Linked DNA regions of Mus musculus: region 1 is linked to region 2. Evidence: chromatin contacts called from ENCODE Hi-C data. All regions are on one chromosome and are shown on one strand. The core of a region is the stretch at or near the end of the contact, and the rest is flanking DNA. Distances in the headings are between cores, read along the strand shown.

The links. Hi-C counts contacts between places; a loop is a spot of excess contacts on that map.
Region 1: a map of left cerebral cortex shows a loop between it and region 2 (5-fold over the local background). The contact joins two enhancer-like sites. A Hi-C loop is called at or near these places in 1 of 37 maps with a recorded cell type or tissue (left cerebral cortex).

The regions. Positions count from the first base shown.
Region 1 is chr12:26,226,148-26,229,401 of GRCm38, forward strand. The region is part of intron 2 of 4930480M12Rik (RIKEN cDNA 4930480M12 gene); the gene reads left to right. Among named protein-coding and RNA genes, the nearest start is that of 4930480M12Rik, 17 kb to the left of the region's middle. Within about 2 kb of position 1,733, at least 1 of the 3 ENCODE cell types and tissues checked has a DNase peak (open chromatin) inside an H3K27ac peak, as active enhancers do; it is left cerebral cortex, where a contact is called at or near this core.
Region 2 is chr12:26,128,321-26,131,202 of GRCm38, forward strand. Gm29687 (predicted gene, 29687) reads right to left here. Exons shown (of 5, transcript NR_131149.1): 3 at 1,939-2,314. Among named protein-coding and RNA genes, the nearest start is that of Gm29687, 81 kb to the right of the region's middle. Within about 2 kb of position 1,483, at least 1 of the 3 ENCODE cell types and tissues checked has a DNase peak (open chromatin) inside an H3K27ac peak, as active enhancers do; it is left cerebral cortex, where a contact is called at or near this core.

The DNA of each region.
Region 1 (3,254 bases), core at 483-2,982, 98 kb after region 2:
ATTTATTCATCAAGGATCAGATTATTCTAAATTTCTCTCTTTCCCTTTACATTGGAAGTTAATACAATAAAGCATTATTAAATGCACACCAACTGGCAAACTGTTCTTTGAGCATCACTGTCACCAAATTGCTCACCCCCTTCCCCAAGGCAGAGCACTAAAGCTTATACTATCTTTATTTTATTTATTTTATTTTTTTTGCTCCTATCTTAACTTTTGGGGGAAGGTTAAATTATTCTGAAAGTTCTGAGCCATCTACATATTTATTCTTTTTAAAGGTTCTGTGGTGTGTTAGCATCTGTATTGCCAGAAAACAAAATTTTCTTCAAAGTTATTCTTGGGCAGGCCTGGGACGCAACCCATATGTCCCACAGTTAGTGTAGCTCAAGGTTTTAAATTTATGCCACTTTTTCCAAACTTGACTGCAGTGTTCTTTGGTTTGGTGAATTTGTGGCGCCACCTATAGGTCAGATCTCAGAAGTTCACTTTCCTTTATCTGAAAATCATCTTTCAAGTTATGTCATTAAAATGATGGCTCTGAGGGTCTTGAAGATTTCAGACTGAATAAAAATAAATAGAATGTCCTACAGTAACAGAGGGGCATTATCAGCCAACCTAGGTCCCTAGCCTGGATGAACGAGGAAGAACAGACAAAGAAGTATTTTTCATTCCTTCTAACCTCTTTAAACATTTCCCCAGCTCCTATCACAGACTAGCTTCTTTGGGAGAGGATATGAACTTGAGCCACGGGCTCTTGGAGAGAGAAGACCTCGGTGGCTGTTGGGGGTAGTGTGTATTATATAGAAACTCAATAGAAAGCAAGGAGGGTCCAACATTCCTGTTTCCTTCCTCCCCTGTTGTCTAGATACTTGTGGTGCGGAGATTAAAATTTTCAGGGATGGAGGCCAAGGGAGAGTTTCACAGCACAGCACTCTCACTAATAAATATCTCTCTGAAAACAGCCACAGCCCTCAGAACTGTGATTGTCCTCCAGTCTCCATCCTTGTGTGTGACCACCCTTGCTCTCTAAGTAATTAGAACCATAAAACTGTGGAGAACCCAGCAGCGCTAACCTGCCTAATATGTGGGTAAGTGACAGAACTAAGTCTGCTTTAAAGCGTGGATTCAGACCCTTCTTTGCATCGTCATAACCCACATGCGGGTTGTGTGCCCAGGCCAAACCCCTCAACACACATCCATAAAGAAGATGCAATTTGCTATATATGGATTGTGTACTTGAAGAGCTTTAAAAATCAAGCCTTGGATCGAAAATAAAAATTAATTTTTAATATTTCTGTTAGTCCATCTGCCAAAATGATGCCTTCCTTTTTAATTTTTTTTAAAAAGTCTTCAGTCTAACAAAGAGCAGTTGGGCAGCTATGGATGGAAAAAAAAAACTCAGCAGTCAACTGCCTTGTAAATTAGAAGCTGTGGTTGTAAAGACGGATTTGTGCAACAGTGGGAGTGGAGAGTGTGTCTGCCTTGTAAATTTAATTAAACAGCAGGTGCAAAAATCAGGTCATATGGCTTTGATGTGCCCCGTGCGAGGATGACAACCAGACAATGATTCTAATATGAAGAAATTTGCATACATTTGCATCGGACCGCAGAGAGCGCTGGGCCCTTGCCACGTTCTGCATTTTATATCTAGGAAGTTGAATAAGATTTGAATGAACGATTTCTATTTAGACACAGCGGAAAAATACAACGAGCTTGCGGCCCTCGCACAGAAGGCCGTGTGGCCAGCAGGGAAAGCCTATGAGGGACACTCTGAAAAGCAACCGCCCGCCCTCCTTAACAGTGGCAGATGCAAAAATGCTCAAAATGGAAGGAAGGAGACAGTGGGGAGGGAAGGGGAGGGGAGGGAAATGTACTGTACTTTGATTTTTTAAGACTTTCACAGAAGGTGCCACATTGAATAAGCCCTTCCTTCGTGGCTCATTCTTTTCGCTCCCATCGTCCCTGCTGTAAATCCTTAAATATAAAAATCAGAAAGACTTCTCAAATGAAGCAAGTATCATCTTATATAATTGGCTTCTGCTTTTAAAGGAATGTCTCTTTTCCTGTCGGATTGTGCAAACCTCATCTTCCGTAGCGACACACCAGGATGTTTAGTGTAAATGATGTCCTCTGTGCTTATGTCTCCTGGCATAGATATGAAAATATTGTGAATACATAATCCTACTGCTGGCCATCAGCATTTTCTCTGGATTGTTCAGGAGAAAGCAATGATGGGGATTGAAGCCAACTGCTCCAGATGAGCTGGTGGGTGCAGAAGTTAAAGGGCTTCAGAGGAATCCCACTGGGCATCTTGACAATCAAGGTACCCTCTGTGAGAAACCACCTGGGCAGGTATAAATCTCATTGGAAATTGTTCTGGTCCCGCATACACATACACGTCTGGCTAGTCCTCGAGTCCCGGGTTCTGAGACTGACTGGAGCCCCTCCTGGCCTCTGCAGCATCCCTCCCTCCTGAGAGGAGCCCCTGCTACCCACACAGAGTATGCTGTAGGCCAGCCTTGATTTTTATGAACAGTGTGATATGATGTCCAAAAGAAAGATATAATTTGGTTTCCTGAGGACTTATTTTACTGTCAATTATTGATACCAATAGTTCCATTATTATGTATATGTGGGTGTTTCAGTGGAGTTGGTTTTAAATGCAGGCCCAATCCTGATATCGTGTTCATTTATTACCTGCCAAATTAACTTGCTGACAGTAAAGGTGGTGAAATCACTTAAAATACTACATTCAGAAAGCAGGGCTTCTATCTTTGAGTTCCTTTTTTTTTTTTTTTTAATGTTTAGCCTACCCTACTGTCTTCTAATTGTATGCAGGATTTCTTATCTTCCCCTCCATGTTGCAAATTCCAAAAGGGCTCCACTCACTTCCAATTGTCACACTGAGTCAGCACTTACACCAATGCTTGGTGTGGAGATGGCGTTCATCATTATGCTTACTTAATGGAATAGTTGTTTTTATATAAGAATCCACGTTGAGACTAAGTGTAGTTAGCTAGTCTGTTAATAAACAGTACATATCTGGGGTTAGTAGGGAAGGAAGAGGCCAGCACATTCAGTCTGTCCTTAGGAAGTGAGCTTTCTGTTAGTTCACACAGACATACAAGATGCAGAGCCATGGCCCAGGGCTCTAGAGTCTTGTTCTCAGTGGGGGGAAAGCTAACATTACTAAGAAACAAGGGTTCATAATGTACCCTTCCCCAAAAATATATGTGTCCCCATATATACACAGT
Region 2 (2,882 bases), core at 233-2,732:
TAGCTGAGTGCCAAGGCTCTGCCAGCAAGCACCAGCTCTGCTCTCTGCCCATGGGAGACCAGTCAGTTGCCCGAGGCAGCTAGTGCAGTAGCATGAGCAAGAAATTCCTGGCCTCTCCCTCACATCCCTGCTAGAAGCAAGGAGGGTCTATGCCTCCTGTCAGCTTAGCCTGGATGGAGACCGGCTTCTCTGGAGTTTTCTTGATCCTCCCAGATCCCTCCAGAATTCTGGAGAACATTGGGCAGTATATGTTACAAGTCTGGTCCTGATTCTTCATCTATGAAATCCAAAATGGAGCTGTCACTATCCTGAGACGCCATCTTCTCTTTTCCTAATTCTTCCTTCTCCTCCTTCATAATGGATCCTGGGTGTCCTGTGAGAGGGGAGAGTAAAGGGGGCCTCCTTGTTTTTAACACGTTATTGCCCAGATTTCTGTACTGAATCTTTTTCACTGAAAACCTCGTATTTGATATCATAATACCAGAAGAAAGGATTTCCGTTCCTCTGCTCCTTGATGCTACACCTTTCCTGGAGGCAGTTGAAAGACAGGAGCCTAACTACAGCCCAAATGCTTCTGCCCAGAAAACCTGTAAAGAAATAATGGGAAAAAGTCACAAAGAAAACCATCAGCTTTGAGCTCACAATCATATCCTGTGCTGGTGTCTTGCCACACAGGCACTTCCCATTGCAGCTTGTTCTCCTTTCATTTGTCCATGAATCATGTCAACTAGCAGCTCTGATCTGTTTCATAACTGAGGGAAGAGAGTGCACAGGAATTACTGAGTCCCTCCACAAATATGAACAGGATGCCAGACACATGGCTAATGGATAAACAAGTTACAGGATTTATTGCTAAAGTAGATCTGAACAACTTGAGGCCATAGGTTGTCTAATTTAGAATTATGTTTTCTCAACTATCTATTTTGGATTGAACTGTCCTTCCCACATTAAAAAAAAAAATCTATACATTGGAGCCGTATCTCAGAATGTTAAGATGCAACTAAATTTGGAGACAAGGCCTTTAGGGATGTAACTGGGTTTCAGTGGGTGGGTTCTGATAGAATAAGAATGTTATCATCATAAGAACAGTAGATAGGACACTGTGGGAGCCAAAGAGGCCAGGCTAAGGAATGGAGAGGAAACCAGGACCTGGCCACATACAAGCCAAAGAGGAAGGCTTCCTCAGAAATCAAAGCAGTCAGTGGCTTGACCTTGGATATCTAGGATCCAGAACGAAGAGAAAGTAAATATCCATTGTTTAGGCTCCCAGCCTGGGGTGTTTTAATTTCACAGCTTAACAGACAGACGTCCTAACTCCCTGCCATGGTTAAGACATGCCTGTTTGACAAAGTCCTGGAATTCCAGAGAGACAGACTGGCTTTATTCCTTTGAGATTTGTTGTTCATGTTTCTTCATCCCATAAGTGCCTGCCATTTGCTGGGCCTCCTGCTGACTCTGGAAAGACAGAAATGGAAATAGCCTCTTCCTGTCGCCAAGAAGATGCTGTCTAGGACAAATTGGGTGTATAGGCAAGGATGCTTTACTATGGAAGGGATGATCAGAGGAACCAGTTCCTTGGATGGTCGGCCTAGCAAAGGGCCATTCATTGTGGGACTCAGGTTTTTAGGGAAGGCATACAGAAAATAAATCATGAATGCATTCTTAACAAAAGAGAAGAACGAGTAAGAGAAAACAGAAGCTCTCCATTCTGAGAAGCCTGGCTTCTTGCGCTCTCAGAGCACTGCCTCTCCCTATAGGCCAACTCTCACTAGTATCTGCTCAGCCTTGCACTTGGACATCCTATCTTAGGCCTTGTTGAAAGGCTTGCACATACCTTGGCATCCCTTGGGACAGTTCTCTGGCTGATGTAGACGCCTCCTTCCCATCTGCTCTTTAACACATTTCCCCTCTTTCATTTCAACTTCACTGGATACTCACCTCCTTGAGGCATTTTTCCAAGATAGCTCCACATGGAAGGAACCATTCTTTCTTTGGCTCCATCAAAGTCTTTGCAGACAATGATCTGTGGCCCGTGTGAAGCACTGTCCCCTTGGTTTATTTACATATCTGTTTCTCTTTATTAGTACACTAGTCTCTAGCAGTCATCATGACTTATATTACTTTATCTTCCATGAAGTTAGAATACAACTGAGCTGACAAGCAGGTGTCCTGCTAGGAAATGAGAATGGCTTGCTTATATAGGAGAGTCAGGGTCCCGGTCACTTGGCTGTAGGCAGATTTGTAGCATAGACCATTCTTGTTTTGTGATAGGCTAGGCTGAGCCATGAATGTGTTCCTCTCCATGTCCTCAATCCTGTGGTCAGCAAAAGAGGTAGAGAAGACACATAAATCTCAAGTCCTAAGCAAGAATTTGCACAATGGAATCCTAAGTGCTATAAAGCATGGAGAAAAGAGAGAAAAGACTTGGGGGGAAAAAGCAGAAAGTAAAAAGAGCCAATATGGACTTGGCCTTCACCAGAGATCCACACAGCTTTGGGGACAGATTTCCTACGCTGAAACTTGAAGGGAAAATGCTCGGGTATTATGCCACCCTCCCCAGAATTTTAAGCAGGGGCAAGTGAATGTTTCCCCAGAATCCCCTATCGATTGCAGCGACTGACATTCACGTGGGTCCCGTGGCACCTGCTTCCACCAAATGCTAGTGTTTAACATTTCCCATAGTGTTTCTAAACTCGAACTTGCTCACTGCTACCATCTAGTAACAGATGCAGCAGAGAAAACCTATCCGAAAGTGGGTGGCTTATTATGAACAACTGAGGGTCTATAAAAAAATCTCAACAAGAGCTGGAAGAAAAAAAATTAAAAACTGCCAGCAGAAGCTCAAAAAAAAAAATCTCTTCATAAGAAAACTGAAGAGTTCT